Regions from separate parts of the Mus musculus genome. Here regions 2, 3, 4 and 5 are each linked to region 1. A link is a loop called in an ENCODE intact Hi-C map of the cell type or tissue named here. Cell type or tissue: heart. All regions are shown on one strand. Each heading gives the region's core, and the rest is flanking DNA. Links, peaks and the distances in the headings are about the cores only.

The links. Hi-C counts contacts between places; a loop is a spot of excess contacts. Peaks named below come from ENCODE experiments on the same cell type or tissue, not always from the same donor. Only the 100,000 strongest peaks of a DNase experiment are listed, where the experiment ranks them.
Region 2: it touches region 1 in a loop (4-fold over the local background); 15 of 42 quality-filtered maps call a loop at or near these places.
Region 3: it touches region 1 in a loop (3-fold over the local background); 5 of 42 quality-filtered maps call a loop at or near these places.
Region 4: it touches region 1 in a loop (2.0-fold over the local background); 2 of 42 quality-filtered maps call a loop at or near these places.
Region 5: it touches region 1 in a loop (2.0-fold over the local background); 3 of 42 quality-filtered maps call a loop at or near these places.

What each region holds. Positions count from the first base shown.
Region 1 is chr4:100,772,941-100,779,422 of GRCm38, reverse strand. Cachd1 (cache domain containing 1) reads right to left here and starts at 2,744. Exons shown (of 27, transcript NM_198037.1): 1 at 2,055-2,744. The coding sequence starts at 2,294. In heart, for the core only: a CTCF peak has its summit at 2,745; DNase peaks (open chromatin) are centred at 1,712, 1,922, 2,222 and 2,762; H3K4me3 peaks cover 2,627 bases; H3K27ac peaks cover 1,993 bases.
Region 2 is chr4:100,985,481-100,991,962 of GRCm38, reverse strand. Cachd1 (cache domain containing 1) reads right to left here. Exons shown (of 27, transcript NM_198037.1): 20 at 3,721-3,881; 21 at 3,326-3,412; 22 at 2,468-2,584; 23 at 988-1,139. Among named protein-coding and RNA genes, the nearest start is that of Raver2, 80 kb to the left of the region's middle. In heart, for the core only: CTCF peaks have their summits at 3,160, 3,372 (motif pointing right) and 4,555 (motif pointing right); no DNase peak of the experiment used is centred there.
Region 3 is chr4:100,585,084-100,591,565 of GRCm38, reverse strand. No RefSeq gene overlaps it. Among named protein-coding and RNA genes, the nearest start is that of Ube2uos, 60 kb to the right of the region's middle. In heart, for the core only: a CTCF peak has its summit at 3,176 (motif pointing left); a DNase peak (open chromatin) is centred at 2,985; H3K4me3 peaks cover 742 bases; H3K27me3 peaks cover 527 bases.
Region 4 is chr4:100,864,807-100,871,288 of GRCm38, reverse strand. Cachd1 (cache domain containing 1) reads right to left here. Exons shown (of 27, transcript NM_198037.1): 2 at 6,245-6,307. Among named protein-coding and RNA genes, the nearest start is that of Cachd1, 91 kb to the right of the region's middle. In heart, for the core only: no CTCF peak of the experiment used is centred there; no DNase peak of the experiment used is centred there.
Region 5 is chr4:100,878,803-100,885,284 of GRCm38, reverse strand. All of the region lies in intron 2 of Cachd1 (cache domain containing 1), which reads right to left. Among named protein-coding and RNA genes, the nearest start is that of Cachd1, 110 kb to the right of the region's middle. In heart, for the core only: no CTCF peak of the experiment used is centred there; no DNase peak of the experiment used is centred there.

The sequences.
Region 1 (6,482 bases), core at 814-5,813:
ATTTCCCAGATAGGAGCAAGTGGCAGATCAATGTATATAGTTCAAGAAGGGGAATTTAAATACAGTAAGCACCTCTCCTTTGAAAAAAGGAGAGAGGCCACTTTACATTTTGCCAGACAAAACCCTGTCCACAGGAGGTCCGTTTTCCCAACGGGGTTGCAAAGGTGTTAGAGAGGGGCCAATTGGAAAAGAGATAAAGGGCCATTTGGGCACACACACACCCACCCCACCGACTCCAGCTTTTTTTTTTTCTTAGTGTTTAAAGTGTCTCCCCACCTGAATGACAATGCGTCAGGATCACCTTTTGTCAAGGACCAGGGTGAGAAACCATAAAATTGCTGCCAGAATCTTAGAAATAGCAAGCCTTTAAGATTACAGGAAGGGGGGGGGGGGTACCATCCCTCGTCCTGTCCTAGGAATTGAGTGAAGATGGCAAAGGCGACCTAATCCTGAAAGCAAAACTTCAGGTGGCACCATTTGAAATCCCTTTTGTGAAAAAAAAAAATCCTCTGTGGGAAAACACGGTTCTGTTTGTTTCTAAATTAACGCATTCACCAAGGCAAAGCAAATCTAGATGATTTTACTGCCTCCCAAAGCCCTCCATCCCTAGGTCAGGGCGCCAGCAACCAGAAAATGCACATGGAAGAAATTAAAACTGAACCTAAATCAAGACGAGAGTAGGAAGCAATAGAAAAATGCATTTTAAAAGAGTAGCTGTTATCATGGAAATAAAGAAAATCCCCCTCCGCAGCAGGTCCGGGCTGGATTTCTACAAATAAATGTAAATTTACCCTCCCAGCAAAGCAATCTCTCCACCTTAAAAAAGCTAGGGCCGAGGTGAAACTTGTTTTAAGCATACTGCATGCAGCCTCTTAGGGGGCCTGGGTGGAAGTAGGTTTCTGGGCTCTTTTTCTTTTCTCTCTCTCTCTTTCTCTTTTTCAAGAAAGCCGTCAGAAACCTGAATCCCAAAGAGAAGCAAAACATCTCGCCCGTAGGAGGTGGAATGGTCACTCTAGGTTCGAAATCAGAAACCTATTTTGACACCACATTCCTGAAAACTTCGGCCTTTCGAAGGCCAGTCCCGCCACCATTATTACGGGAATGAGTTAGTTGTCTGGAGCACTAGGCTGTTTCGCTGGCTTGGTACTCGGAGTGTCATCTCATCAGTTCCTAATTGAGTGGGCCTTCTTCGCCAAGAAGATGAGAATAACGGCGCGATAGGATCTCCAGGTGGTTGCTGTCTAGCAATTTTTACAACTGTGGGTTATTAGTAGCATCGTCAGAAATCCTTATCAGCCAAAGGCAATTAATCTACAACCCTAGGGAAGGCCAAAAGACGCAGGGGGAAAAAAATGGAAACCCTATTCACCTTGCCCTTCCCAGCGAAGGCACACACAAACCAGAAATTACACAGCGGACAAGAGGCGACCAATGGCCGCAAGAGCGGAAAGAAAAAGAGTCCCCAGAAGGACTGGAGCGGGGGATCCGCCAGATCAGCCCCTCCCCTCCCCCAAAGCGGCAGGGCAGGGAGAGCGAGCCCCGGTTGCTGGGCCGCCCGGACCCCAACAGTCCTGCGGCCCAGGCGGACAATCTACCTTCGCTCCCTCGCCCACTCGTGCGCCTGGTCTCCAGGACGCTGGGAGGTTTCAAGAGGGTGGAGTGGGGGAGCCTTGGAGAATGCCCCGAGCCGGGCGGGACCGCTGCCTAGGGATGGGAACACAAAGAGGAAAGGGGAGTTTGCAGGAGTGACGAGTGAAAACAAATCTGCGAAGGAAGAGAGTGCAAACTGGGGAAGGAAGCGCGGATAGAGCAGAGAATCCCCAGCCAACAAGAAAGGAGCCGGGGCCGAGAAGAGGGGGAAAGTGGGTGCGGGGCAGAGGCTCTGCAGAAGAGGGCAGCGGCAAATGAGTACACGGGACAGAGAGCACTGGATGTGGTGAAGTCTGCAGGAACCGAGAGGTCCCACAGCCCGCTTGGGCACTCCGTGCAGCGGCCCAGGGCTCTGCGCAGCGGGAGAGCGCTGCAAGTGAGGCGGCGCGAAGGGGGTCGCTTACCTGCATGGTGACCACCCCCAGCTCCTCGGCAGCCAGCCTCCGCATCTGGCTCGCCAGCACTTGCGCCTCGTCCAGGATGGAGAAGTCGGCGTCGGCCACGGCGCCCAAGATCCAGCATGCCACAAGGCAGAGCAGCCAAAGGGGCGGCCGCGGGGCCCCAGGCCAGCCAGGGCAGCGAGGACAGCGGCGGACCACAGCGGCCGGCCTTACGGTCTCCTCTTCCTCCGGCTCGCGGGCCATGCCGCCTCCGGCCACTCCCGCCGACGGGATTCGGGCGCTGGCCGCGGGAGGCGCAGCCCGCCAAACTTTCCTCGTCTCCTGCGCTCTCGGCTCCACGGCGCGGCGGCTGTAGCTGGAAAACTTAGGGGGCGCCCGGCTGCAGCGCGGGCGCGCGGGCGGCCACCATCGCCCGGCGGCAGCGGCTCGAAGACCGCGGCGCCCGCAGGCCGGGCGGGCGGCTGAGAGCACCGGCGGAGCGGCGCCGCCTTCGCTTTCCCGAGTCCCGGCGCAGCCCGGAGACGGCGGCGGCGCCACCAGTGTAGGCGCGGCGAGGCGACCGGGGCGGTCTCCCGGCGAGGAGGGAGAGGGAGGTTTAAAAGACCGAAGTGAGAGAAGAGAAAGGAAAGAAAGCGGCGGGGAAAAGGGAGGTGTCTGGTGCCACCACGCTGCGCTCCGGCTCCGTACACTTCCCGGCTCCGCCGCTGCCGCTGCAGCGGTGATTTATGGAAAGAGGAGGGAGGCGGGGAAAGTCCCGCGCTCGCCCCTCCTCTCCCTCCTTGCACGGGGCGACGCCCTGGGACGCTGGGGGCCCGGGATACTGGGGGACCTCGCTTGCACAGGACCCTTCTGGCCTGAGAAGGGGATCATTTGAGACCTTCCCATAGCTGGCCACGCGACCGCCCCCACCCCCTGACTCGGCCCGTGCAGGAGATCTCGGGTCCCAAGTGTTACAGGTTCCACCCACCCACCACCCAAAGTCCCTTTTAAGTTCGAGAACTCGGGCTTTCTGCCTGACCCAGACCTAGGAAGGGAGCAACTGTCTTTAGAGCTTTAACTCCCTTTCCTCATTTTTTATTAGTAACAATAGCTCGCCCTCGTGGGCACAGCGGACTTGGTTTGTAACCAGCTATCATGTGGCCAGCACAATACTCTGAGGTCTACATTCAGTGTGTGTGACTCATTATCCTTTAATCCCAGGACGAGGCTAAGAGGTTGTATCTTGATCCTGAATTTTCAGGTAACAAACTCCGAGCCTTAGGGAGTTGCAACAAATAGCTGAAGGTCACCCAGGGATAAGCTACTGACCCAGAGTTTAAGCACAAGTATTACTTTCAGGCCTGTGCTCTGACCTTCCACTGGATGTTTCTCTCTCTCTCTCTCTCTCTCTCTCTCTCTCTCTCTCTCTCTCTCTCTCCTCCCTCCCTCCTTCCCTCCCTCCCTCCCTCCCTCCTGCCCTCTCTCTTTGTGTTTGTGTGTATAAATCCATCTGACTCCATTACAGGCAAAAATAACAAATAAAAAATAAAAACGAAAACAAAGCTGAAGTTGAGCTCATAGCATCCTCCTGCTTTCATAAGCATGGCAGGTATGGCTCCTGAGTACTGGATCAGGCTCTCTGAGAGCCACCATAGAGAAACAAGTGTGTGCTGCAGGGCGAGTGTCCCTGTATAAAGCATTCATTCACTTTCCTATAGACTATGAATGTGCTGCTTCAAGAGTCCTAGAAACTACAGCTATGGGTAGGCAAATGTGAGGGGAGGGGGTAACTGAGAATGCCCCCCACCATACTCTTATGTTTGAGTACTTGGTCCCCAATTTGGGGCTGTTTGGGAACAATTAGAAGGTGTGGTCATTTTGGAGGAGTGTGCCACTAGGGATGGTCTTTGAGGTTTAAAAAAAACATTCTGGAGAGATGGCTTAGCGGTTAAGACCACTGACTGTTCTTCCGAAGGTTCAGAGTTCAAATCCCAGCAACCACATGGTGGCTCACAACCATCCATAATGAGATCTGATGCCCTCTTCTGGGGTGTCTGAAGACAGCTACAGTGTACTTATGTGTAATAAATAAACAAATCTTTAAAAAAAAATTCTCAGTTAGCTCTCTCTGCCCCAGGACTGTGTCTGGACACGTGAACTCTCAGCTACTGCTCCAGAAACATGCCTGTCTTTCATCATGCCCCCCCCCCCACATCCCCTCTATGATAGCCATGGATTCTAACTCCCTGAAACCATGAGCCCCAAATAAAACATTTTATTTTATGAGTCGTCTTGGTCATGATGTCTTATCATGGCAATAGAAAAGTAACAAATACAACAGGTTATAGGGTTTGCCTACGTTAACTACCAGAGGCGGAGCAGGAAAACAAAACTAGTTATTCTTTGCTTTACTTGATAGTAACGCCTTCCAGTTTCTCTCTTTGATTTTTAAGAACTCAGTCATAGCCAGGCAGTGGTGGCACAAACCTTTGATCTCAGCACTTGGGAGGCAGAGACAGGCAGATTTCTGAGTGTGAGGCCAACCTGGTGGTCTACAGAGTGAGTTCCATGACAGCCAGGGCTATACAGAGAAACCCTGTCTCAAAAAGAAAAAAAAAAAATCTTAGTAATAAAAACTGAGCTTCTGAGCTGAAGAAAGAACTCAGTTAATAAGATGCCTACTAGGTGCAAGCATGAGAACATGAATTTTGATCCCAGCACCCAAGTAAATACTAGGCATGATGGTGTTTCTCTGTAACAAGGTGTAGGTGAAGGGACAGCAGAGATGTGTGGACCCAGCTTAGCCAACCTGAGCTCTGGACTCAGTGAGAAACCCTGTCACAAAAAAAAACCTTAAGTGGAGAGTGACTGAGGACAACACCCAAGGCCGACTTCTGTCCTCTGCCCTCTTCTACCATCTCCATCAAGCACAGGATACACACCTGTGCAGCTTCTCTCAGAAGCATCCCGAGGGCCTATCTTACCTCACTGGGATCATTTCCCTAATTTTTTCTTTGCCCGTTTCTATGGTTTCTGTCCTTTTAGCATGTTTTCATTGGGCAGCACCTGTAACAGCCCTAGCTTGGCAGGGCCATCATCTACTACTACCTGTGCTATTTATGATGTTTGTTTTACTAGGGTGGGCTTCGTGAATGCAGAATCCTGTCACCTCTACACCATTTGCATAGGCACATAGTATATCCTGGAAAATGCGGTAAAGAGCCTGTGTGTTTGGACCTGTTGTTGCATCATGGGATATGCATGCTACTCTCTCATCTCCACAGGTCTGAAGTACCAGCGTGAGCTACAAGGAAGCTCCTGAGTTGGTGACTCATGTATACCAGAGTTCTGGCACTTAGCTCAGTAAGTTCTTAATATGAAAGAAAGAACATGTGACTATTCTCATCTAACCAATGGGGGAAAGCCGATAGTTAAAGGCTGGGGCTGGAGAGATGGCCTAGCAATTAAGAGCACTGACTGCTTTTCCAGAGGTCCAGAGTTCAATTCCCAGCAACCACATGCTGGCTCACAACTATCTGTCATGGGAACTGATGCCCTCTTCTGCTGTGTCTGAAGACAGCTATAGTGCACTCATATACATAAAATAAACAAATAAAAATAATTTTTAAAAAAGGTTTAGATGGTAGTGTCAGTGTGCACCCTGAGTCTAGTGCAGTGATAAACTCCACAACCCAAAGGAAATTGAGGAGGAGGAAAGAATTTATTTGGCTTTTCTATTCCAAGTTGCAGTCCATTGCAGCAAGCCAAGGCAGGAACCTGGAGGCAGGACCTGAAGCAGAAGCCATAAAGGGGTGGGGTGCTGCTTACTTGCTTGCTCCCCATGGCTTGCTCGGCTTGCTTTTTTATAGAACCACTTGCTCGGGGTGGTCCAACTCCTTCTGCAGGAATCATTAATCAAAGAAATGCCCCAATAGACTTGTCTACAAGCCAATCCGATGAAGGCATCTTCCTTTTAAGATTGTTTTCTCCTGGGCTGGTGAGATGGCTCAGTGGGTAAGAGCACCCGACTGCTCTTCCGAAGGTCAGGAGTTCAAATCCCAGCAACCACATGGTGGCTCACAACCATCCATAACGAGATCTGACTCCCTCTTCTGGAGTGTCTGAGGACAGCTGCAGTGTACTTACATATAATAAATAAATAAATAAATCTTAAAAAAAAAAAAAAAAAAGATTGTTTTCTCCCACCAGGCAGTGGTGGTCCATGAGTTGGAGGCCAGCCTGGTGGTCTACAGAGAGCTCTAAGAAAGCCAGGGCTACACATCGAAATCTTGTCTAAAAACCCTCAACTCCAAAAAAGATTTTTTTTTTTCCCCAATTAAGATTTCCTCTTCTCAGGCATGTCTAGGTTTGTGACAAGTTGACAAAAACAAACCAGCACACATATCTATTGATCAAAGTGTGTCACTTGGTAAGCACCTAATCCTTAATGTT
Region 2 (6,482 bases), core at 688-5,687, 210 kb before region 1:
AACCTTAAAAAAAAAAGCAAGATACAGATGGTCCCTAATTTGTGATGATTTGACTCATTTGTCACCTTCATGATGGTAAAAAGTAATGAAGCATTCAGTAAAAATGGCTTGGGCTTTGGAATCTTGGGCTTGGAATATGGAAGATAGATATTCTCTTGATGCAGGTTATGGCAATTCCCAATCAGCCCTGGGCTCACAAGGGTTAAAAAACCAGCACTCTGTGGTGAACTGTTCTGTTAAGTTATTTAACATTCAGCAGGCTGAGTGTATTAAAAAACATTTTGACATTTTTTTTTCAACCCATAATAGGTTTATGGGGTCACAACTGTATACCAAGATGAGAAACGTCTACATTCACTAGTGGCTTAGATACGGTGACTCAAATTTGCCAGCTAAGAGCAAGGGCATGCTGCTGATTCTGGGAAGACACTGGAAAAAAAAATCCAATGATAAATAGAGTCTTTGGTAGTATCTTCAAGAACTGGTGACCTGATCCCAGGGGGCTCTTCATATGGTGTCTTTGTCCATACCCTAAGCTGCTATAGCAACCCTAAGCAGCCTTGGCATCTGCTGACCTCATTGCCCTAAACAGTGGTGGGTAGCTGAAACCTTGTAAGGTGGGAAGGGGAAAGGGAAGGCTCGGGGATGAGCTAGCACACCCCAGGCAGGCCCTGTGCTCTGACAGCTGGGATGCACATCCAAGCGGACTCGAGTTCAGCCATGTGGAAACCAGGCCAGAGTTTCTTAAAGTCAGCTTCATGGGAATGAATTCCAGGCTTGCAAAATTTGGCAGCATGGTTGGCTGCTCACTGCACAGAGTGTGTAGCCAGCTCTGAAGGTAATTATCTGCCTTGGGTTTTTTTAACTAAGGATGACTGGGCAAACGAATCAGGGAAGCTGGGCAAAGGATGATTAATGTTGGTCCCAGGATACAGGCAGAAAATTGCATTCAAGAGTCAAATCACCATGGATCCCTAGTCAACATACCGATGGCTCCCATGTCATCAACATAGGGACTTTTGGCTCCCACGATCCCCCCGAAGCATTCTTTCTGGGGCGCACAGTAGGATTTGTCCAGGTGAGTCTTTCCATCACTGTCCACCACACACCATTCGCAGTCCAGCACACCGAAACAGTCCCTGGCAGGTTGACAATGTTTAAGGAAGCAGTATGAGCGGGAGGGCGGGTAAGTTGGCCTTTAGTCAGATCTCAGGGCCCCAGCTTTACTCCAGCTCTGAATGGCTGCCTGTCAAGCCCCTTTCCTTGTCAAGTGGGGAGAGCAGTTTTTAACCTGAGGGTGGCTATTGCATGCCTCTCGGCCACAGGACAATGAGAGAAGGCCAAGTATTCTGAGTTACCTTACAACCTCCACGTGGGAATTAGTGTGGTCTTATTCAAAGTCATCTCAGAAGATCAAAGGCAAATGGCCCCAGGGTTGTTTGGTTTTGGTCTAACATGCCCCATGTGAGTGGTCATTATGTTGGTTTTTGTTGGAAAAGGAAGAAATAATAGACAAATACATTCAGGAAAAGAGTAGTCAGTCTGTTTAAAAGAGCTTTCCTAACAGCCAGTCTCCTGAGCCGCGTGCATAGTGAGGCTCTTAAAAAATTACACTGGTGGCAATGCTACCTGCTCCTAAATGTAGCGTGACAACCCATGTTAATCAGTGCTTGGGTGACCCTTTCCTCAGCTCAACCAAAGACGAGGCTGACATGCCCTCTGTGCCCTCGCTTGGCCTGATCCACATGGTAACCAGCAGGCAGAGGGAGGGAATTCCCTCCTCCAGGTCTGCCATAGCCTCTGCCCCATGCCTAGTCCAAAACACCCAGAGGGGAGCAGCCTGCTGCAGGGGACACAGGGCTGGTAGTTCTCAGAACTACCCTGGAGCAGATCTGTTTTCGGAGAAGGGAAAACTAATGAGTTCTGCAATACTTCCCAGAGAAGCCTTGATGGCTGCTGGGTCCTGTTTGGAAGCCCAGATCCTAATCCCTTGCAACATCTCTTGCACTTTGCTTATTGAAACAAAATGACCTCATACACACAGCAGAGGCCCTTTTCAGCCTAGAGCAAGAGTCAAATACCTGTAACCAGTGGGAATGAAAGAGTTCATCTGTGAGACATAAGGCTCATGGTGTAAGAACCATACTAGCGCCCCACAAAGGACATCTCCTTAAAGCATGAAGGATAGGGAACCAAGCACTGGCTGCAGAGGCTCAGTGGGGTTGCTAAGCACTGATCTCAAGATAGTCTCTCCCTCTCTCTCTCTCTCTCTCTCTCTCTCTCTCTCTCTCTCTCTCTCGTGTGTGTGTCAGTTCTTGATACAGGGTTTCTCTGTATAGTAGCCCTGGCTGTGCTGAACTCACTTTGTAGACCAGGCTGGCTTCACGGAGATTCTCTTGCCTCTGCCTCCCGAGTGCTGGGTTAAAGGCATGTCCCACCACACCCAGCTTTCAGGAAGGTCTCTTACCCACTTTCCATCCTCTGGTTACATCTGCTGTTGACACACTGCTGCAGGGCATCTTGCAGGCCTGGGTCGATAGCCGTGTATGTCACTGGCTCCTGGTGAACCTCACAGCTCGGGTTTCTATGTAGGAAGCAAGTTTGGAGGTTAGGGTCAATGGCACCCAAATTCCAAACACCTAGGTCCTTGATAATGTCAGACAAATCTGAGTTTTTATATTTGGTATAGGTTGCTTTGCCACTCAGTGAGACCTTGGGTCAATCCATTTAACTATTGGATTGCTTAATTTGTTTATATTTGTGTACAATAGAAATAATATATGTGCTCATATGCGCGTGCGCGCGCACACACATACACACACACCCCTACCTGAAGTTACAGCACCATAATCTGGCTAGATTGGTTGATCAGTAAACCCTTGGGGATCGTCCTGCCTGTTTCCTGGATTGTTAGGGTTACAGGCACATGTCACTGCCTGGCTTTTACAGGGCTGTGGAGACTTGTACTCAGTCCGCATGTTTGCACGACAGGAACTTTACCCACAGAACCATCTCCTCAGCTTTAATACAGCCATGCATTATTAATACGTCACAGCATATTTATTTGAACCTCAAGGCAGACATTATTTGAAATCTGGCTTACTGACTAGGTTCCTCATTAGAACAAAGCACTTTTGTACACTCTTAACCCAAAACAAATCTATAGAAAACATGATAATAACATGGAGCTTATACACATACCTACATTTGTACATGTGTACATGCATACATACAAATATAAATTTATGCATGCACACACATAAACACACACACACACACACACACACACACACACACACACACGCACACACTTTTTTTTTTTTACCTGTTCTCTGCATTGGTGAGGTTGCCAGTACACTCATTGACCTCCAGGGGGCACTCACAAGGACATTCACATTCATTTTGCTCCATTCTGAAAAGCAAACAGAATTACTAGTCAGAGGTAGATGTCAGCAGAATATCACACACACACCAGGGGATTAAGATTAAAAAAAAAAATCCTTTGCGAGTTTTACAGTCGACGGTGAAAGTGAGGCCGTGGATGAAGATTTAAATAGCATTTGACCTGAACCCGCAGCCACAGTGACTGGGTCATGGGAACGGCACAGATCTAAAGGCTCCTGTAAACCTGGACTTCCCTTCCCCAGGACACATCCCCACCCCTTCTGCTCCAAATGCCTGGCATTGGTCAAAACAGTCCAAGAACAGAATCCAGCCCACCGGTGGCAGTTGAGACAGAGACGGTCCACCATGCTGCAAGCACAGAAGGCAAGAGAGTCGCAGGTCTCGTTGACGATGCCGACAAACGCGTTGGTTCCTGGGATCCTTGTCAGGCGGTACTTAGAGCAGTGGCTGCCGTGCACAAGGTTCGTCAAATCCCCCTGTGGAAAAGATGAAAGACAGCAGTGCAAAGACTTGCCTCAGCCTCTTTGGTTTTTTAAGACAGAGTTTCTCAGTGTAGCCCTGGGTGTCCTGGAACTTGTTTTGTTCTCACAGGCTGGCCTTGAACTCAGAGATCCTCCTGCCTCGGCCTCTCGATTGCTAGGATTAAAGGCATGTGCCACCACCACCTGGCAACTTAGCGTTCTTGCAGAAAAGACAGAATAGTTTAGATTGTGATTATTAAAGCATCACATGGCCACTGTTCAACATTTTTTAGTATTTTTAAAAGGTTTACTTTTATATGTGTGTGTTTTTGGAGGCTAGAATAGGGTGTTGGATCCCCGGGTGCTGGGAACCCAATTTAGGTCCTCTGAAAGAGCAGCAAGGGCTCATGACCACTGAGACGTCTCTTGGTTTAAAATGTAGCCTAGGGAGCATTGTTTGTTAAAAACCTTGTTTTCTTCACTTGGATGAGAAAAAAAAAATTACAGGTAATTCTACCAGTCCCATATAATTTTCATGTAATAGTTGGTATATATTATTTTTCATCTATACTTCCATAAATATAAATTTTCATAGATAATTTTATTATGCTTTTTTCTTTTTTCAATGTTATGTGCATGGCTCTAGTGCCTGCCTGTGTCTGTGCACCATGCATGTGTCTCCAGAGGCCAGAAGAGGGCATGAGATCCCCTGGAACTAGAGTTCCATATGGCTGTGAGTAGCCATGGGAGTGCTAGGGATTGAACTCTTCCCAGTTCTCTGGCAGAGTAGGAAGTGTCCTTAACGGCTGAGCCATCTCTCCAGCTACTAGTTTTATAATAAGAAAAAAAGATAACATCATTGTAGGGGAGTGTTAATATCACTTAGTGTGTGGGGAAATTAGCTTGACTTAGTTGAAGTAGAGAGATCCCACTGTGGGTAGCACCATTCCCTAGATGGATCCTGGACTGTGTCAAAGGGGAATGGGGATGGAATAGCAGCAGATGTTGATGCAACTATGCTCACTGTTTCTTGATCGTGGATGCAGTGTGGTCAGTTATAATAGTCCCCTATGTCCTTGACTTCTCCAGCATGGTAGATGCCACCCTTGAGCTGTATGGCAGAACGAACACTTGGGCTTTTAGTTGCTTTTGTCAGAGCAGTAAATTTGTTTCAAAAGCAAACCTAATTAGCTACAAGCTGCACACTTTTTTCTTTTGGTTAACAAACCTTTCTGCTTCCTAGAATAAAACACAGTTAAAACATAAAGGTTCTTTGAGAGAAGACTGACTTCCTGCTTCTGCAACATTGAAACTGAACTAAGCCTCCTTTTTTCTTCATTCCATAGCTAGCAAATGTGATGGGCAGCTTCTAGGAGTGCCACAAAAACTCAAAATCTGTATGATAATGTTATGTTATAACCATCCTTCTGCATTTGTATCAGATACCTTAGGAAAATTATTCCAACTCACACCAGAGTCTATGTCATTCATCTCTTAAAATGTTGGTGACCAGGAGTCCACATTCCAGGGTTGTGGCACAGAGAGGATTCTGGAGGAGTTTTGTCCAGTGTGGAAGACACTCTCTGCTAGGGCATGCAGTGACATGGCTTATTATGCAAAAAGCTTCTGTACTGGCTAGTTTTGTGTCAACTTGACACAGCTGGAGTTATCACAGAGAAAGGAGCTTCAGTTGAGGAAATGCCTCCATGAGATCCAGCTGTAAGGCATTTTCTCAATTAGTGATCAAGGGGGAAAGGCCCCTTGTGGGTGGGACCATCTCTGGGCTGGTAGTCTTGGGTTCTATAAGAGAGCAGGCTGAGCAAGCCAGGGGAGGCAAGCCAGTAAAGAACATCCCTCCATGGCCTCTGCATCAGCTCCTGCTTTCTGACCTGCTTGAGTTCCAGTCCTGACTTCCTTGGTGATAAACAGCAGTGTGGAAGTGTAAGTCGAATAAACCCTTTCCTCCCCAACTTGCGTCTTGGTCATGATGTTTGTGCAGGAATAGAAACTCTGACTAAGATAGCTTCACTATCAAGAATGCTTCAATTTCGTTTAGGGAGAAAACTTCAGACATTAAGAAATTATCTACTGGGCTGGAGAGATGGCTTAGCAGTTAAGAGCACTGACTGCTTTTCCAAAGGTCCTGAGTTCAATTCCCGAAACCACATGATGGCTCACAACCATCTGTAATGGATCCAATGCCCTCTTCCTGTGTGTCTGAAGACAGCAATAGTACTGTACTCGTATAAATAAAATAAATAAATCTTAAAAAAAAAAAAAAAGAAATTACCTATCCCTGGTCTGTAAGATAGATCAGTGGGTGAAGGCACCTAGCACCCAAATTGACAGTCTGAGCTCCATCTTGGGGATCAACATGGCTAAAAGAGAGACCTGACTCCTGTAAGTGGTCTTCTAACCTCTATCCGTGTGTCCTATGTACGTCTGTGCACCCACACACGCTGTAACTTAAAAAGTAACAACAAAGAAATCCTAATTTCCATTCAACTAAAGCCTGCCTTTCAGTAGTATTTTCACTTCAACCTGTGGCTTTGCCTGCCCACGGCATTGTAGAAATGAACTAGATACATAGAAAGAACCAGACTTTCATATAAAAAC
Region 3 (6,482 bases), core at 659-5,658, 190 kb after region 1:
CAGCTGAGATGCACACCTGGAGCCCTTGGACACTGAGGCACAGCAGCAGTCTTCACAGAGTCCTGGGGCTCAACTTTTATAATCGGGCACAGTCTTGAATGATGGCTCCTCTCTACCAGGTTCCAGTCTCACGGCGCCCTGTTTACTCCCATAGATGAGGAGCCAACTGCTCTAGTCCATGGAGCACAGTGCTCTTTGGAGCCTAGCTCCACCTCTTGAATTTTAGATGGCAGCTTTTCCTGGACACAGCCATTACTGTCTGGGACCACTGGACTCAGCCAGTCCTAGTATTAATCCTTCGATTTGCAAGAGATAAATCAGTTCCACCATTTTGAGCCAAATTTGAGCCAAACTTTAATTAAATACTGACCAGAATAGACTTTGGTTAAGACCACCCTCTGGAATTCTCCATGAGTGGTATTGAGACATGAGTCATAGGGGCTTTTTTAAAGGACAAAACCATTTGGCCAGTTTATGGCTTTGTTATTTTCCAAGAACTACAACTCCCAGAATGCCAGGTCAGGTTGGATTTTGGTCTTAAACCAGCAGCTTCTGCAGTCCATCCCTCAGTGATTTAGTCTGCTATTCTAGTTTAGGAGGTGTTTCCAAACCTCCATAGAATACAGGCAACTCTGGATCAGAATAGGCCCAGCCATTCTACAGTTCCTGTGTTCTGAGCCATTCTTGGACTGAAAATGTGACTTAGAACCTTGCTTTAGGACCACTCATATCAATTTCTTAGGAGATGTTAAAGCCCTCTGCCCTAGGCTGTCCAAGATATTCAGTCTCCTAACTGAAGTGTAAATGTCCAGAACTTTAAGATTTAAAAAAAAAAATGGAAACACTAACACACACACACACACACACACACACACACACACAGAGAGAGAGAGAGAGAGAGAGAGAGAGAGAGAGAGAGAGAGAGAGAGAGAGAGAGAACATGTATTAAACATGTATTTATTTTAGGTGGTACTGGGTATTGCGTTATGCTAGGTAAGCACATGACATCCCCAGCCTTCTCTTTTCCTTACTATTTTGAGATAGGGCCTCACTAATTTGCTCAGGCTAGCCTTGAATGCATAGCCTTGCTTTAGCGCAGAGGGTGTAAACTACCCCCTGAATCACAATAAGTAAATATCTGAATGGATGAACAGAGAAGCCGACATTTCCTGGAAAGTTTGCTCTCTAGCGTTGAATACATCTTACGGTAGCCTGTTGCTTTAAATGGAAATAGGAACCAATATCATCATCCTTTCTGCTTTCTTAGCCCCTCAGTCTTGAACAGAGGTAAAGTCTGGAGCTCTTGCAGCCCTGTTGAGAAAGGCACTGGAACAAAAGGCAGCACTCCACATACAGAAGTGTGGAAAAGAAGCAAGCTTGGCCCTTGGTAGTGTCAACCCACCACCAGCTTTGTGGGGCCAGCCCCACCTGACCCAGAGCAGCTGCTTCTTCCTCTTCCTTATCCTCTTCCTCCTCCTCCTCTTTCTTCTTCTTCTTCTTCTTCTTCTTCTTCTTCTTCTTCTTCTTCTTCTTCTTCTTCTTCTTCTTCCTCTTCCTCTTCCTCTTCCTCTTCCTCTTCCTCTTCCTCTTCCTCTTCCTCTTCTTCTTCTGTAGTATAGAATAGAGTTTATTCAGTGCATGGGGAGGGGAGTTAAGAGGGTAGTTGAGAGACACAGAGAATAGAGGTTGGCCATGAGCACGTGGAGAGAGAGGGGGAAAGAGAATGGGGAGGAGGAAGGGGGAGGGAAAAGCAAGGGAGCAAGAGAGGAGCAGGAGCGACCTGGAGCTTCTGATTTTGAGAGGAAAATGAATCTCTGTCTCTTTAAGCCTCTTTTGGACTGCTACCTCTCTCTCTCTCTCTCTCTCTCTCTCTCTCTCTCTCTCTCTCTCTCTCTCTCTGTGCCTATGCGTGTGTGTGTGTGTGTGTGTGTGTGTGTTCCTATCAGTCATATAATATGGGGATCCATAGATATTAAAACCTTGGTGAACATTAAAGTAAATATATCCTTTTAATAACCTTCCCTATTGACATTGGGTTTATTTTAGATTGCTGTAACGTAACTGTCTGTCACATGTAGAGTTAGCCAGGACAATATTAAGTGTGTAGGTTCCCTTAGAAATGGCTAGTGGCTTGTGAGCACACCTGCCTGGGACACACCGTTTCTCCTCTGCAGAAAGCCCTTTTCTCTATCAGGGGAGCACTGTTACCAAGGGCTCCTCCCTGAGACATGTAAAAAGCCCCAGGAGATGATATTGCATGTTGTAATTGTATTTGTTGAAACAAAATTCAATTAGTAAATTTAATTATCCTTGGCTTTTAGGGGGATCGCTTTCCGTTTGGATTCCAGTGTGGTCTCTAGAACTCAAAAATAAGACGAAGAACAGGGGAGAGGGTCTGGACTTTGAGGCCACAAATAAAAGCAAAAAGGGGCCTGCAGCTCTTCTGCAGAGCAGTGTGCAGCAAACAAGAGCTAGCTTTTCTTTGCGTGCCTGATAAAAACCTCAAACCACGTGGGCTTTGCTTTGGCATCTGGATATCAGATTAGTCGGAAAGAACACAGGTTTGGAAGGGTGGTTAAGCTATGGAACTGTTTAGTACAAGATTTGAGCGTCTCTCCCTCCTCCTTCTTTCCCCTGGGGAGGGAGAAGAGAGACAGGGAGGGGATGGGAAAGAAGGGAAGGGAATAAAAGGAAAGGTAATAGGGAGGGAGAGGAGAAGGGGGGTGGGGAGGGGAAGGGACAAGGAAGGGAAAAGAACTGTCAGTGTTCTCAGAGTCTCCCAACCTGTAATGAGAAGGAGGCAAAGGCGCTCTGGGTGGAGATCAGGCTCGGGAGCTTTCTTGTTGGTACCTAGGGCACTCCCGCCCCCTCCTCCCAGGGCGGGCATTAGGCACTGGAAGTCATTGAGCAGGATCACAGGGGCTCTGGCATCTGACAGGCAGGATTGACTGACTTCTCCAGGTTGGCTCTGACTTTACCGAGCAGCACTATCGTTAAGCTAGAGTAATTTCCTCTTAGAAAGCCTTTCCCGCGGTGTGGAAACGTCTTCCCTAGGGAAGCACAGCGGTCCCACTCATAAATGCTCTTGGTTTCTGCCAGCCTTTCAAAGTGCTTGGCTTCTGGGAACCTCAGAGCCTGAGCACGGGCACAGCGGCTAACGGGCGCCACCTTCAGGGAGAGAGGAGTAGGAACAATAAGGCAGATTTTCTAAAGCTGTCTTAGGCTGTAGTGATACCGATACCACTGTTTTTGGGGGGATGTTTAGAAGTTAAGTTTCCCATCTTCTCTCCTACTCTCTTCTCGGAAGTCTGTGAGTCACAAAACTGGAACTCACACTCGTGTAGACTTGAGCTTCAGATTCGCCTCATGTGGTGAAGGCGAAGAGATCCCTTCCAGCGATAGGTGTCCTAACTAAATGGCTTGTCACACCCCAGGGGCAGATTTAAGAAAAATCTCCCACCAAAATGCATCTCAAAGTGCTATGTATGGATGCTCTTCAAAGCCATCCGTGTAGCTGATGGGTTTGAATTCAGGTCTCTGGAAACTGATTTTTCTATCATAGTCTATCAGATGAATTATCAGAAGTACAACTTCTTTTATGAAATGCACAAGGCTCACTGCAGGTCTGCGCCGCTGCTTTTAGTATTTTATAATGCATTTGTGCATTTTTTTTTTTTTGGTCTTCTCAGCAGCCTTAACAACTGAGGTGTCATTCATTATTGCCTATCCTGCTGGACTAGAGAAACCAGTGTGAAAGTGGGTTAACTCCTATCCCCTGGCCACAGTTTGCAAGCATGTGACTGGCTCTTGATGTCAGACTCCAAATTTGGAATCCCCCACCAGCAACCCCTGCTGTTGCCTGTGGGGTAAAGAGTAAGAAATTCTCTCAAACTAGAACTGTTTTGTTTCTAAATGTTTCTATTTCAGCTTGCATGTATTTTTGACATATTTTTCCATTGGCAGCTAAAAATAGAAAATATAGCCATAGCTTGGTAATGAAAGAACTCTTATGATATTTTAGGAAACATTCTCGTTCCACATGGAATTATTTTAGAAATCAAAAGCAGAAAGATCTCTGGGCAATCTCCAAATATTTACTAAAAACAACTTCTAAATAATACATGGATCAAAGAATACAAACAAAATTAGGCCTCTTTTAGTTTTAGTGAAAATTTGAAACATAACAGTTCCTTGGATTGCCAGGGAAGCAAGAGGAACTGAGGGGGACTTTACTCAGGGTTGGTCTCCTTTCCAAAAATGTGGAGTCCAGAAGTGTCTCAGAATGCTTGCTTAGCCATTACAACTTCAGTATGGCCTAACCAGGAACCCCCAAATCCAAGACATTCTGAAATCTGAAATACCCTAAAACCGGAAATTGTTTGCATGTTGGCTCTCACTTTGCAGGGAGCGGAGGAGAGTAGGCAGGATTTTTGGATTAAAGATAATAAGTCTGTTGGATTAAATTCTTGGGTTTGGGGAAAAGTCTTCAGTTTAGGTATCAGCTTCCAGTGTAAGGAATTGGGGCTGGGGGAGTAAGTTAAGCCTAGCACGGTGGGATGCACCTGTACTCCCAGTTGCAAGAGGGTGAAGTTAAGTCTATGCAAGTAGATCAAACAGTGAGAACCTAACTCGAGGACCCCTCCCAAACAAGCATTGCTTGAAACAAACTGAAAACAAGAGTGAGCTGAACTCAGAGGAAGCCGCAGAGGTAAATGAAGAATAGTGTGGCAGAAATTTTAAATTACATTGGTGTATGTGTGTGTGTGTGTGTGTGCAGGCACACACGCAAGCACATGTGTGCACATACATACCTGCATGCTACAGAGAACTTGTGGAGGTCAGAGAACAATTATCAGGACTCGTCTTTCCCCTATTACATAGTCTTTAAGGGATGGAACTCAGGCCCTTAGGCTTGGCAGAAAGTACATATATTTCCTCATATACTTCAACCCTTGCTAATAATTTGACCAAGAACAAAAAGGAATTGAGAAATTACAAAAGCCCAAAGCATAAAAAAACAACAAATAAACAAACAAACAAGAACAAAACCAAAACCCAATAAAGTTAGTAAACCTCAGAAAACGTATAGATGCTTGGAAATCAAACGACACACTTATCTTTACGAGAGCATCATGTGTGATGCATCTGCATGTGCATTTGTACATGTATGAATACAAGTGTACGTGTGTAAGAGCATGCACAGGTAGGAGCTTGAAGTTGCTGTAAGGTGACCTGGATTTCTCTTTATTTACTGAATCAGGGTTCACTGAATCTGGAACTTTCCAACTCTGGCTAGTCTAGCTAGTCGACTTACTTCAAGCCTCCCTGTCTTCATCTCCCAAGTGCTGTGGTTACTGGCGGACACCATGCCTGGTCAGATTTTTTTTTGGGTTCTGGGTAGCTGAACTCTGGTCCTCACAGTTGGATGGCAAACACTTTATCCATGAGCCATTACCCCAGCACAACAATACAATTTTTAAAATTAAATTTTGCTTATCATTTTAGTGTGTGCTTTACTGTGTGTGTGTGTTGCTGGGTACGTGTATCCCAGCATGCATATGGAGGCCAGAGGATACGTTTATGGTGCCAGTTCTCTCCTCCCACCTTTGCATGAGTTCTGGGGAGTGAACCAGGCTGTCAGGGCTGCATCACCTCAGGCAGCAAGCGCTTTTACCCTCTGAGCCATTTCACTGACCCAACCAATACTACCCATTTGAAATAACATTATCATTTAGGAAATGAGTTATTGAGGAAATCAGGGACTAAATGAGGAAATTCTTAGAGTAAAAAGAAAATGAGAATAGATGAGAAAAATTAGGATATGGCCAAGGAAATCCTAAGAGGAAATTTTATAGTTACACATGACCAGAGTGCTCTCCAATAAATAACCTATTCTTAATCTCTAGAAAAGAAAAAAGAATCCAAACTCAAATTAGTAAATGTCAAGAAATAATAAAAACCAGAAATTAATGAGGCAGAGTGAAAACACAATGAATAAGTGAGACAGAAAAAGAGTTAATTCGTTGAAATGATTGATAAGATCAATTGATTCCTAGTCAAACTAACCAAGATAAAGAGAAAACTCAAATCAATTAATTAGAAATGATAAATGAGACATTAGAACAGACTCTGGCAAAATTCAGAAGATTTTCAGTGAATAGAATAAAAAGTTAAGTTCCAAGAAATTGGAAAGTCTAAAAGAAATGAATAAATTTCTGAATACATATGACTTAAAATGAGAGGTAGAGATATAAACAATCTAAGCAGAAGAAAATGTGTCAGTAATTTTAAGTCTTCTTTGAAAAATAAGTCCAAACTGTATAGATTTCTTGCCGAATTCTATAAAACTTTCATAGAAGACCTAATACAAACAGGTAGTTTTCAGGCTGCTCTACAGTATAGCAAAGGAAAGGACACTATCCAACTCATTCCAGGAGAACAATGTAATCTGTGGCTCACACCTTTAAGCCTGGCACTTAGGA
Region 4 (6,482 bases), core at 998-5,997, 92 kb before region 1:
TTTCTTCTCCCCGCCTTGCCCTTACAGAGCCTGTTTTACTACTTTTGGGACCACTTGCTCAAAAATTTGTTTTTCTTGATTCAGATTCAACCTCACATAACGCCCCTAATGTGTACCTACAACTTAATGTCTTGAACTACTCAAAGCGGGCATCTATTGGAGGAGCTCCTCACAAGAATGTGTGGGGTGGAATTTTCTCTTTCCGAGGCTCTTGCCACTGTCTTCTGGCAGAAAAACAGCATACAGAGAACTAATCAAAGACTTAAAACACATTGTTAAGCAATGTAGACCCAGGCTCTGAGGGCTAATGCAAAAGTAGTAATGGGTAAAAGCAGCAAAAACAGTATGCCATGGAGAAATTTGTGGTAAGAGTCAAGAATCAAAAAGTGTCTTTTATTAGTGTTAATTACTTTGCTCCCTTAACCAAAGATATTAACAACACATTAGATTTCCTGCCAAGTTCCATGATATACACAAATAAGATCTGACTTTCAAGAAGATCTTATTAGCAAGAACAGACAGCCAGGACCCGTGGGCTCTAGTTTTCCTAAAGGATAAAAAGATAGAGAAAAGTATGGCAGGATTTTAGACAGTAGACTGTGGTGTGTGTGTGTGTGTGTGTGCACATGTGTACATGTATACATGTGTGTACATGTATACATGTGTATACATGTGTGTGTGTGTGTACATGTGTGTGTGCATGTGCCCGTGCACTCCAACTATAATAAGTAGTTATTCTAAAGACTGAATTAAAATTGAGGGCAAAGGAGATGGGATATAGCTCAGTTGGTAAATGTTTGCACAGCATGCATGAAGCCATGGGTTCAACTCCTGGCGCTGCGTGAACCCGAGTGAGGTGGCACAGCTCTGTAAAGCCAGCACATAGGTGGTAAAGGCCAAAGAGCCATCTGTCCAGAATCATCATTGACTACATAGCAAGTCTGAGCTAACCCTGGGCTCTATGAGACCCTTTTAAAAAAGTAAAACTTTGATCCAGGAGGTCAAGAGTCTGCTTTGAATAATCAACCTACTTTTTTTCTTTCTCAAATATATCCTAACATCAATTGTAATTGTCTCTGTAGTGAAGAGGACAGTGAGATTTGTAGAAATAGAACTGCTATGCTGGGCACTGTGCCTCATAGTGATGGCAGGAAGTGGGACAGACACCCAGCACTAATCAGTACTGTTTTCATCCTTAGGGTGTGTGCAAGGCCTGGGGACCCTGAACTTCTACTCTGAATATAGGGCTGGGTATCAATGATGGAGCTAGTCTCAGGGCTTGGCTAGCATGAGAAACTGAGCAAGAAACCAATAAATGGAAATGGAAGGAGTGATGTTACCTCACCAGATCTTAACACTTGTTTATAAGAGCACAATCGGGGGGGGGGGGGGGGGCTAGAGAGATGGCTCAGTGATTAAGAGTACTCTCTGTTTTTCTAGGGGACCCAAGTTCAATTCCCAGCACCCACATGGTGCCTCATAATTGTCCGTAATGCCAGTTCTAGGGGATCAGGTGCCTCTGTCTGGTCATAAAGCACACTTGTGGTACACAGGCGAAACATTCGTGCAAATAAAAGATTTTTTAAAAAATTCTTTTAAGTATAACCAGGGACTGGAGAAATGGCTCAGTGGTTAGGAATGAATACTACTTCTCCATAAGACCTGAACCTGGTTCCCAGCACCCATGTCAGGCAGCTTGCAAACCATCTACAACTCCAGCTTCAGGAGATCTGATGCCTCTGGCTCTTCTATGGGCGCTTCTCTCTCTCTCCCTCTCTCTCACAGACACACACACACACAACATAATAATTATGATATCAACATAGTAATAGATAAAAAGCCAATAGAAGCCGATCAAACTTGCACACACATAAAAACAGGTAATCAAGACTAGTCGTCGATGGTTACTGGTGGGATAGAGTGGTAAAGGCTAGAGGGAAGTTTCCTGACCAGCAGTAGAACAGGATGTGCTGGACTATAGGTTCTCAGCACTCCATCCGCCATGAGGGCCCCTGGGATGGAACTCTGGCCATCAGGCCTGGCACTTTCACTTACAGAGCTTCCAAAACTGCCTGGAAATTTTACTTTACAAGTCAAAATATTGGAGAAAATACAAACGCTAAATACTCACGGCTCCCCCAGCATGGTTATATTAAACTCAAGTAACAATTGAAATCTGGTTCGTCAGAATCTGGACACATTTTACGTGAGAAGAGTCGCATAGGGTTAGTGGCTGGCTGAGCAGAGAGCACAGATGTGCAGTATCCTTCTCAGGACAGTCTTCTCTTTGGATATGGCTGACTTAGAGAACATAGTACAGCCTTTCTAAAACAACTCAGTAAATGATGCCAAAAAGATATTGATGGACCTACCCACACCCCTCAAAAACAAAAATCACAAAAAATTAGTACAGTACTTGCCTACCATGCATGAGATTCTGAACTCAAAAAAACAAGTCTTGTGCACGATAAAGATGCAAAAGGTCACTTCAAACAACTTATAAGACCCCCCTTTAGGTTCCTTGACTTGACAAAAGACTAAAAACCAGAAATTACCAATTATTGAAAAGGATATACCTCCTCGGATCTGCAGCTCTGTCCTAGGAGAGGAAGCCAAGGCCACCACTGTGAGGAGGGCTTGTCGTTCTTCAAACATCCTCAATGCTGGGCTTGAGAAGCGATTCTCCAGTAAGCGTAATCGTCCCTGCCTGCCCGGCCACCACCCAGGGCTGGGAGGCGCATACAGACACAAAAGCAGCAGCCCTGCCTTCCAGCATTGAGGCGGTGACAAAATAAAGTTCCAATGATTAAAGAAATTTAGCTTCTCCAAGCTATATGGCAATGTGAAAAAAACTCAACCCTATAACAGAAACAATCCATACAAGATCGATCATAAAGCGGGATTCGTAATTAGCACGTTCTATGACACCCAGGAAGTAACAATTATAACAAGGCTGACTGCAGATGCCATAGGTGCTCAGAAACAATGGAGGGAGCAAAAGCAGAGAGATGCCTGAATAAAGACAAGACACTTAAAACTCGTGTAAAGAACAAAAGCAGCCAAACTAAAAATTAATTTGTGTGTATGTGTAGGATAGTTTTATGCCAACTTGACACAAGCTAGAGTCATCAGAGAGGAGGGAACCTCAGTTGAAAAAATAAATGCCTCCCTAAGACCCTGCTGGAGGACACTTCTTAGTGATCAACAGGGGAGGGTCCACCCTGCTGTGGGCTCAGGGTGCTGGGTTCTGTAAGAAAGCAGGCTTAGCAAGCCAGGGGGAGCAAGCCAATAAGCAGCAGGCCCTCCATGGCCTCGGCCTCTGCTCCTGCCTCCAGGTTCTAGCCCTGCTTGAGTTCCTGTCCTGACTTTTTTCAATAATGAACATCAATCTGAAAGAGTAAGCCAAATATTCCCTCTCCAACTTGCTTTACGGTCAAGCAATGATATTTCGTCGCAGCAATAAAAACCTTAACTAAGAATAGCAAGGTATAGACCCAGTGCTAGGAGGCAGAGGCAGGCAGATCTCTGTGACGTTGAGGCCAGCCTGGTTACATAGCGAGTTCCTGGCAAGCCAGGTTATGTAGTGAATAAGGTTACCTCTGAGAGAATCCTCAGGTAGGATACCCTCTTTGGTAGGTTGCTAGGTTGATATATTTATTTAATATATTTCCTTAAAGCATATCTGTTATGCTTACAAATGTTTTGAACATTGGATAGACTCTAATTTTTTGGAAGACAGACTAGTTACTAGTGATTATTTAATTAGTTACTAGTAACTTAATTAGTTACTAGTACTCTGAAGTTCAAAGGGAATTAAGTGTGAATGCCTGTGCTGAAGAATGCTTAATAGAAGAGGAAGCAGGCCAGGTGAACGTGTTCCTGCAAGATTTTGCCCTGGGTATCATTTAGTATCATGGGGATTGCTTAAAAAATATTTTAATTATTATTACTGTGGGCAGGGGGGTTGGGGGGTATTGATTTGTGTCATGGACATGTGTGAAGGTTAGACGACAGTTCTGTAGAGTTCGTTTTCTCCTTTCCCCTTTTGGTGGGTTCTGGAGATTAAACTTGGGATAACGGGCAAGTTCCCTTAGCTGCTGTGCTGTCTCTCCAGCCCCTTGTATAGCTCCTAATCAGGACCCTCTTTTTGCTATAAAAGGGGGAAACCATACGAGAATCATCTCAGTGAGGGTATGCATTTTCAGTAAGCATGCAATTGCACACCTTTATCGTTAGACGGATCACAGTGCTGAAATGATCAATAAGTCACGATAGAAGAAAATATCCAGGACTTGTATGTATTGAAATGTAGGTGAAACAGTGACAGTGCAGTTTTCTCCTGACCACAGAGCCTCTTGACCATGAGACCCTCTTGCTTTCGATGCTTCTGGGAGGCAGAGTGGAGAGGCTGGAGTAGTTAGTGACAAGTACATCTTCGTTCAGCTTAGGAAAGAACCATTTGATGACCAGGGAAAAGGCACATGAGGACAACATATCTTTGTGTCACACTCATTTTTGAAAACTTAATTTTCCTGCTTCATAGAGACTTCATAGAGAAGTATAGGTGGCTTGTTTGACCTCTTGGGGCCTCTGTTTTCTCCTCGTTAGTAGGACAGTCTGCTTCTGAAGCTTATCTGTCAAATACTAGCTATGATATATTGAAATGCCCCCCACACCCCATCCCCCCACCCCCTGCACCCCACCCTCCCGCACCAGTGCTCTGTAAGTGCTCTGTCAGTTGCTATAATTCCTAACAATTATACTGAAGGCTTCCATGCTTGCTCAGAGCCAGTTTAACAATGACATCAGCCCCAGAACACAAAACAGCTGCAGGCTCGGAAACTGCCCACGTAAGCGCTTGTATCTGTTACTTTTACGTAGGAAAAGAGGCTCTAAGTGATACCCCAGATCACATTCTTTAAAGGGTTATCAAATAGCCATTGGCTCCCAAAAATGCCTCCTCTAACGAGCAGGCTTTGTGTAGAAATCGTCATCCATGACAAATCTTCTAGATTCAGTGATGCTGAAGTGCCTCCTGGCTCTTGGGATAAGCTTAAGTCAGGATTTAGGCAGACAAGGCTCAGTGTGGCACACCACTACAGTTTCAAGCTATTCATCCTTAACGATACCTAAAGTAAGAAGGAGGAGGCATACATCACCACATCACCACTTAAAAGTGACTAAAATTAAGGTCCCGCCTGTGAACAGGAAATGCTGAACCTAGCCCATGGTGCTTTATTGTAAACAAATAGCTAGCTGATAATAACTCCATTCTGACGCAAAGCCTTTCTTCTGAGAAAGCACTTTTAAAGTGCAGATCGGGTCAAGCTGTCTCCATGAATTAAACAACAGGGGGACCTGGGCATTTGCATCATTATGCATTTTGTTACATTTGTCTTTTTATCCTGTGGAAGCCCTCGGCTGCATTCTGGTTTTTAGCATAGTTCTGGTTCTCACTGAAGTTTCAAACCTAGCTTCGAGTTACTAGACAACGGTCACATGCTGGAATGAAGTTGGTGGTGTCACTGAAATTAAAGCCTCCGCCCTTCTCAAGCGCCCGCTAATTATTTATGTTCAAGCTCACCAACACCATGCTTTAATGCAGGAGGCAGCTCACTCGATGCTAGCCATAAACAAACAGAATCTGGCCTTTTAAGTATCTTGACTGCACAGAGCACTGAAAGAGGAAAAGGCGAGGGCGGAGGCGGGGGCGGGGCGGAGGCGATGCTAGAAAGAGGAAAGCAAAAAGCACCCAAGGCAGCAACTGCTTCGATGTCAGAACTTTCCACCAAGATGGTTGACTTCACATTGTTCTCACAGCTCTGACCACTTCATTATCAGAACATCACAAGGTAGATATTAGGATTCTCTTACACAGAGATAAACTGTGGGTCACAAGGGGCGTGGGGGGACCGTTTGCCATGACAGATAGATGCCAGAAGCCAGAATGTGGAGTCTGAGTCCAAAGCCCAGCTGCTTATTTTCTGCATTAGATGAAACATATTTCAATTTTATATTTGGGGAACTCCAAGATACTCAGAAGGAAATGCTCCCAGGATATATCAGGCATGGTTGTGAACCAACAGCAAGTTCTCGGCACCTGAATATAAGGGTGTCACCATCATGCAGGGAGACTCCATCCGAGTAGGATAGGGAAGAGGCCAACCTCTAGTGAGGAAGGAGCAAGGAAGGTCTGTGGAAAGGCAAGGCAAAGGCAGAGAGCACCCATGCCTGGGCTCCTTACCTGCTGAACTTCGCTCTCTCCATTTGAGATCTTCTCTGTGTAAACCAACGAATTGAAGATCCTCTACAACAAAAGAGAAAAGTGAACATTAGAAAAGTCACTTTCTATATGTGTGTGGGTGGTTTGTTGTGTACAACATAGATTCAAATAGGAAAACTGTTCATTGAAAGACTGCGATTTTTACAGAGAGAACCCAAAATATCAGCCGAAGTCAATCACGTTTATTTATTTAAGCCTT
Region 5 (6,482 bases), core at 553-5,552, 110 kb before region 1:
TCATCAAGGCAGGAGCATGGCAGCATCCCGACAGAATAAAAGCCTGTTGCTAACTAGACATTTCCTCATCTTCACATTGGGAAGAATCCATTAAATCCAACTCTTAGATGGCTTTAAGGGCTGTCTCTGAAATTTTTAAGAATCTCTGTGTTCCCAGTTCCCCTCCTCAAACTGTCAGGTTCAAAGAAAACTCCATTTCTCCAAATTCTGGACTGGACCATGCCATGCTTTCCACCATGATGATACTGGACTGAACCTCAGAACCTGTAAGCCAGCCCCAATTAAATGTTGTCCTTTATAAGAGTTGCCTTGGTTATGGTATCTGTTCGCAGCAACAAAACTCAAACTAAGACGGAAGGTGGGAGTACTAGGAATGGGGCACTGCTCTGATGGGCCTGACCATGCTTTTGTTTGGAAGAGTGTTTGGAAACTTTGGATTTGGAAAGCAGTGGAATACTGTAAGTGGGGCTTAATGGACCATCCTAGGAGGAATATGGAAAACATTGCTGTTGAGGATAATTTGAACTGTGGAAACCTAGCTCTAGGTGTTTTAGTGGAGAAGAATTTTAGTGTGTGGCCTAGCAACCATTCTTGTGATATTTTGGTGACAAATCTGACTGCTTTTTGCCCTTGTCTGAAAAGTCTGCCTTAGGCTAAAAAGTGAAGAGATTTAGATTAATTGCATTAGCAAAGGAAATCTCAAAGCATACTGGCATAAATTCTGTTGTGTGGTTACTAAAATTTACTCTTATGAAGGATGTTTTAATGAAGAGGAGCAAACTAAGGACAAATAAAATTGTAAGGTTCAAGCATTAAAGGGGCACCAGGAAGTAGAATGGAGCTGAATCCTATATTCAAGAAGATAAACAGATTAAGGGAGTGATGACCTCGAGAAAGAACCCACCCTGCCAAGTTTATTGTTTATGTTTTTGCAGTAGAACAAGGGACCTGGTTATTGTTTTAATTTGGACTTTAATCTGAAATGAACTACAATCTAGAAATAGAGAGGAATAGTGGCCATGAAAAGCTTAGGCCAAGACATGGTGGTATACGCCTTTAATCCCTCTTACACGCGTTCACGACCGGCCAGGAAGAACGCAGCAAACCGGAATCTTCTGCGGCAAAACTTTATTGCTTACATCTTCAGGAGCAAGAGTGCAAGAGAGCAAGAGCTCTATTGCTTACATCTTTAGGAGCCAGAGCACAAGAGCGCAAGAGTGCAAGAGCAAAAGCAAGAGCCAGAGCAAGAGAATGGCGAAACCCCGTCCCTTTTAAGGAGAATTATTCTCCGCCTAGGACGTATTACTCCCTGATTGGCTGCAGCCCATCGGCCGAGTTGTCGTCACGGGGAAGGCAGAGCACATGTAGTGGAAAACTACCCTTGGCACATGCGCAGATTATTTGTTTACCACTTAGAACACAGGATGTCAGCGCCATCTTGCAACGGCGAATGTGAGGGCGGCTCCCCACAAATCCCAGGTGAAAGAGGCAAGCAGATCTCTGAGTTTAAGGCAAGCCTAATATAGAGCAAGTTCCCAGTAGAGAAAAGCTTAGGTCCAGGCATGGTGGTACAATCCCAGACCTCAGGAGACAAGGCATGCAGGTCTCAGAGTTCAAAGTCAGTTTCCAGACCAAGTTCCAGGACAGCCAAACTTGGGCAGTGAAGGAGTTGGAAAACAGAAAGCTGGTGATAATGTAATAGCAAAAGGGGGCCATGTTCCAACTCCAGTAAGCAACAGAACTTGACAGCTTCAGCCATGTAGCTCTGGCTTTAGAGTCAAGAATAGAAGGTACAGCCTCAGTTGCAATTTACAGCCCAGGTCTAAAGGAGTTATGCAAAGAAGTTGAGGCTTGGCACCATAAAGGAAGCCTCTGAGAGGCCACTGATGAGCCATAATTGTATCAGAAGACTCCAGCATTTTGAAGATGTCAGTACCCTGGGATAACTACCAGAAAGAGCAGCAGCAATGGAGTGGAGTCAACCAGACCCTGAAGTGCTACAGAGGGCAGAGCTGTAGATATGACCCAAGGGCTTTGGAAGAGCTCAGAAGATCATATGTGGAACCCAGACAAGAAGTTTTAATGTTGGAACAAGGAAGTTGCCTTGGAGACCCCAAGATGTTAAAGATGTCAGAGCCGTGGGACAAATGCTGAGGAAAGCTGCTAACAGGGAGTGGAAGGCAGCCCAAGAGAATGAAGTCTGTTTCGGTCAATAAAGATGAAAGGATTTTAAGAGTGCTTTTACATCAGACATGGAGATGCGGAGTTTCAAGTTTGCCCAGCTGGTTTTCAGTTTTGCTTTGGTCCAGTATTTCCTCATTATGACATTTTGGAATGGTAATCTATATTCTGTGATGTTGGAGGTGTGTAATCTGCTTTTTGATTTTGATTTTATAGAGGATTATAGTTAAGAGATTGCATGAATCTCAATAATGACTTTGAACTTTGGACTTTTAACATTGTTGAAACTGTTATAGTCTATGGGACTTTTGAAGTTGGACTGATGTATTTTGCATTTTGCTATGGCTAGGTATGGCCCCCATAGATTCATATGTTTGAACAAGCCTATGAGAGCCAGGGAATGGAATGTGGTGGTTTGGATATGCTTAACCCAGGGAGTGATTGGCACTATTAGGAGGTGTGGCCTTGTTGGAGTGGAAGTGTTTTATACTGTGGGGATGGGCTTTCATACCCTCTTCCTAGCTGATTGGAAGTTAGTCTTTTCCTGGTTGTGTTAGGAACAAGTTGTAGAAATCTCAGCCCCGCCAGCACCATGCCTGCCTGAATGCTACCATGTTTTCTGCCATGATGATAATTAACTCAACTTCAGAACCAGTAAGGTAGACCCAATTAAATGCTGTCCTTTACAAGGGTTGCCTTGGTTATGGTGTCTCTTCACAGCAATAAAACCCAAGCTGAGACAAGAGCTGATTTAGAGTTTCAAGTTTATTTACTAGAAATAATTAAATCATCAACAATGCCCTCCAACACACACACAGACACGCGCGCGCGCGTACACACACACACACACACACACACACACACACACAGAGTCGCTTAGATGAGGTACAAATGCTGGTTGACTGCTGGTGGGAAATGCACTCACTGCTCCTATAAAGACTTGCTAGGATCAACACCAGAAGGAAATATTCCCTGTGTGGATCCCAAATCAAAAAAATGAGGACAGATGCCTGAGCCACAGAAATTTTATTATATCCTCAACTATTGTGTGGATTCCCTTGCCAACTGCATTTGATATTGACCTCTAATACACAGACTTAGGAAGGTCTTTGCATTCCCTGACTGATGTCAGTGTGGTTAGGAGACAGGAGAACAGGCTTGGTGGAGAACAGGCTTGGTCTGTTCTCTATTGGCATATCCCCGGAGGACACACTGACCACTCCCTTAGAGGCCTAGGTAGCATAGGCTGGCACGGTATTAGTAGATAGGACCATGTTAACTTGTGGAAGCGTTCACATGATCTTTGCAACACAGAAAAGGACTGAAGGTCATTAGGGGGACACCTAAGGCAATGCCCAGAACAAGTCTTTCTGCATAATCCCTGGCTGTCCAGTGTGGTAATAGCAAAATAAAGCTAGAGATCTTGGTAACAGTACAATTTTAATATACCACATCTTGTTTTGTGGGTCCAAAGTCAAAGAACATTAAGCCAAACGTCGTGGTTCCTGGTGTTATTGGCAATTAATTCCCTCATAGCATTACCAAAATGTTTCCCATTGTGCCAAGAAATGTTAGGGACAGAAACAGTCCTTGAGATGAGACCCAGGCTTCAGGGAAGCTAAAGGTGAGTTCGTAAATGAGCTGTAACCCCAGTTCTCATATACCACCTCTTAAGTCATTCGCCAAGTTTTGGAGTCTATTCTGATGTGCATTCGTGTATGTAGTCTCCTGCATAGGTGATTTGAGGCTACTCTTCTTTCTTAGAGGAAGCAGCAGTTTGGCTAGACTAGAATGAAGTATTTTTCTAGAAGTTTTGGGTGGAAGAGTGAAGTTCGAGTTAGAGGGTGGAAAACTGACAACCGTCAACATTTCCTAATACCTTTTCAACCCTGGGATGTTAGAAATGTGTATAAAATGTGTTTGATTTCTGTCTCAATTTGTTTCTCATGACAAAAAATATCCTGGACTTTTGGATGAAGATGAAGACTCACTCTATCAATGTCTAGAGAACTCCGAGTATGGAGCCAGGGCTCTTTCTCTGGAAGAAGACACCTGCGTATGTGTGGGCCAATGGTCCTTAAGAAGCTGGAGTTTCAGGCAGAGCTCGGAGAAACACACACAGTGGACAGAGATGGGGCACTGGTGTCTTCATCCTTCTCTGTCGTGGCTGTAGCCTGTTTCCTCTGTCTGTGCCTGCTTGCAGCCACCAGCTCCCACTACTGCTGGGGAAATAGTGCAGTCCCTTCTTTTTCTACCTTGCAGCGAGGACACAGAAAGAGGGAATGAGGTAAATGGGAAGGGCACCCATTTGTATTTCTGTCAAAAACAACATAACATACAAAGACTGAAAGTAGAATTCTAAGATTTTAAATTGTGCATGTGGTGGTAGTGTTTATGAAGAATGCATTTCCTATAGTTGATATAGGTGGTATATATAAAATTTGGAGGTATGGCTCAATTATGAAACTCATGCTTAGCTTGCCTGAAGCCCTGGGTCTCATCTCCAGGATCAGTCACCCAAGAGAATATTTATACATATAACAATAAATAGTGGCACATAAGGAGTGTAAATAAGGCGTACTATGATTCAAACATGTAAATAGCATATACTGTCTCTCTAATGAGTGTGTTAATATATAAATATATGTAAATTATATATAGATATATGTAAATCTATTTATATATTTATATGGTGGGGTTTTTTTACATCTCAGGGAAATACATTATATAAAAGGAATGAATGCCTATGTTCATGAGTCTGTATAAACAGGCTTATCTAAGCTTAGCTCATACCAGACACACACACACTAGTTAACGTACAGTATGTACCTCTGAAGTCAGCTGGTCTAAATTTAGGACAGGAATTTAAGCTTTCACACACGCATCTGAACGTATTTTGACTTCCAAATATATACAAGGATACAGGATATGGGCTTCAAATACACTTCCGTTAGAATATCAACAAGATTGCTGCACACTCTCAGTTCTTACACATGACATAGGTAGCCAATTCTTTTCCTAAGAAGCTAGGGGAGGCATAGCCCCAAGTGATCTTAGTTATTGCCAAACCTGAATATAGGGGAGACGTCTGGATGTGTTCAGCCACATCTGCCTCATTCTCCAAGGAAACTCATAACAAAGTTTTGCCAACCATAGCTATGCACACAGAATGCAAGGCTCTCTCTGCCTCCTTGCACGGGACAGAGAAGAAGCCTATTTCCTGTCCTTTAATGCTGCTTCCGGGGACAACAGCTGTGGGGGTTCACTCGCCCAATTAGTGAAAAGTTCTTATTTAGAGGATATTTATTTTTAAGCAAAATGAAACCCCACTAGCCCAATAGAAATTCCACAATGACAGAAATTATAACCAACTGTCTTACCGTTATGTTAATAATGGAATAATGATGGATTGTTCAGGAAGGCAAGAGAGTCATCAAGGGCTTCCTTCAGTTTTATATCTTGTTTACATTCCCGCAGAGCAACCCATTAGTAATAGCGGCTTCTTCAGAAGGGCCCAGTACAGCCCTGTGATTTATGAGATCTAAAAGGCTGTGACTAACGGTATAGACAGCAGCGGCCACCAAGGTTTTACCCTCGTCAACTAAGTGTTCAAACGTGGTCCTTCCCTCATTTAGCAGCTAAGCTTCATCATGTACTTACAATGTTTAGACGTGTTATTTATCTTACATTGCTTGATGTGTAAGATCCTCAGGAGAGAATGAATTCTTTATCTATCTATCTATCTATCTATCTATCTATCTATCTATCTATCTATCTATCTATGAAAGCACACCAAGGAATTTGAATGCAAAGCAAGTCTACAAGCATTCTGGTACTGATACCTGGAGCCTAAGGCCTAACTCAGGTGTGACTTTAGAAATTACTTAATGTACAAGCTTGCAATCCCACCAGCAATGGAGGAGTGTTCCTCTTTCACCACATCCTCGCCAGCATCTGCTGTCACCTGAATTTTTGATCTTAGCCAATCTGACTGGTGTGAGGTAGAATCAGAAAATTGGACATAGTACTACTGAAAGATTCAACAATACCTCTCCTGGGCATATATAACCAGAAGATGTTCCAACTGGTAATAAGAACACATGTTTCACTATGTTCATAGCAGCCTTATTTATAATAGCCAGAAGCTGGAAAGAACCCAGATGCCCCTCAACAGAGGAATGGATACAGAAAATGTGGTGCATTTACACAATGGAGTACTACTCAGCTATTAAAAACAATGAATTTATGAAATTCTTGGGCAAATGGATGTATCTGGAGGATATCATCCTTAGTGAGGTAAC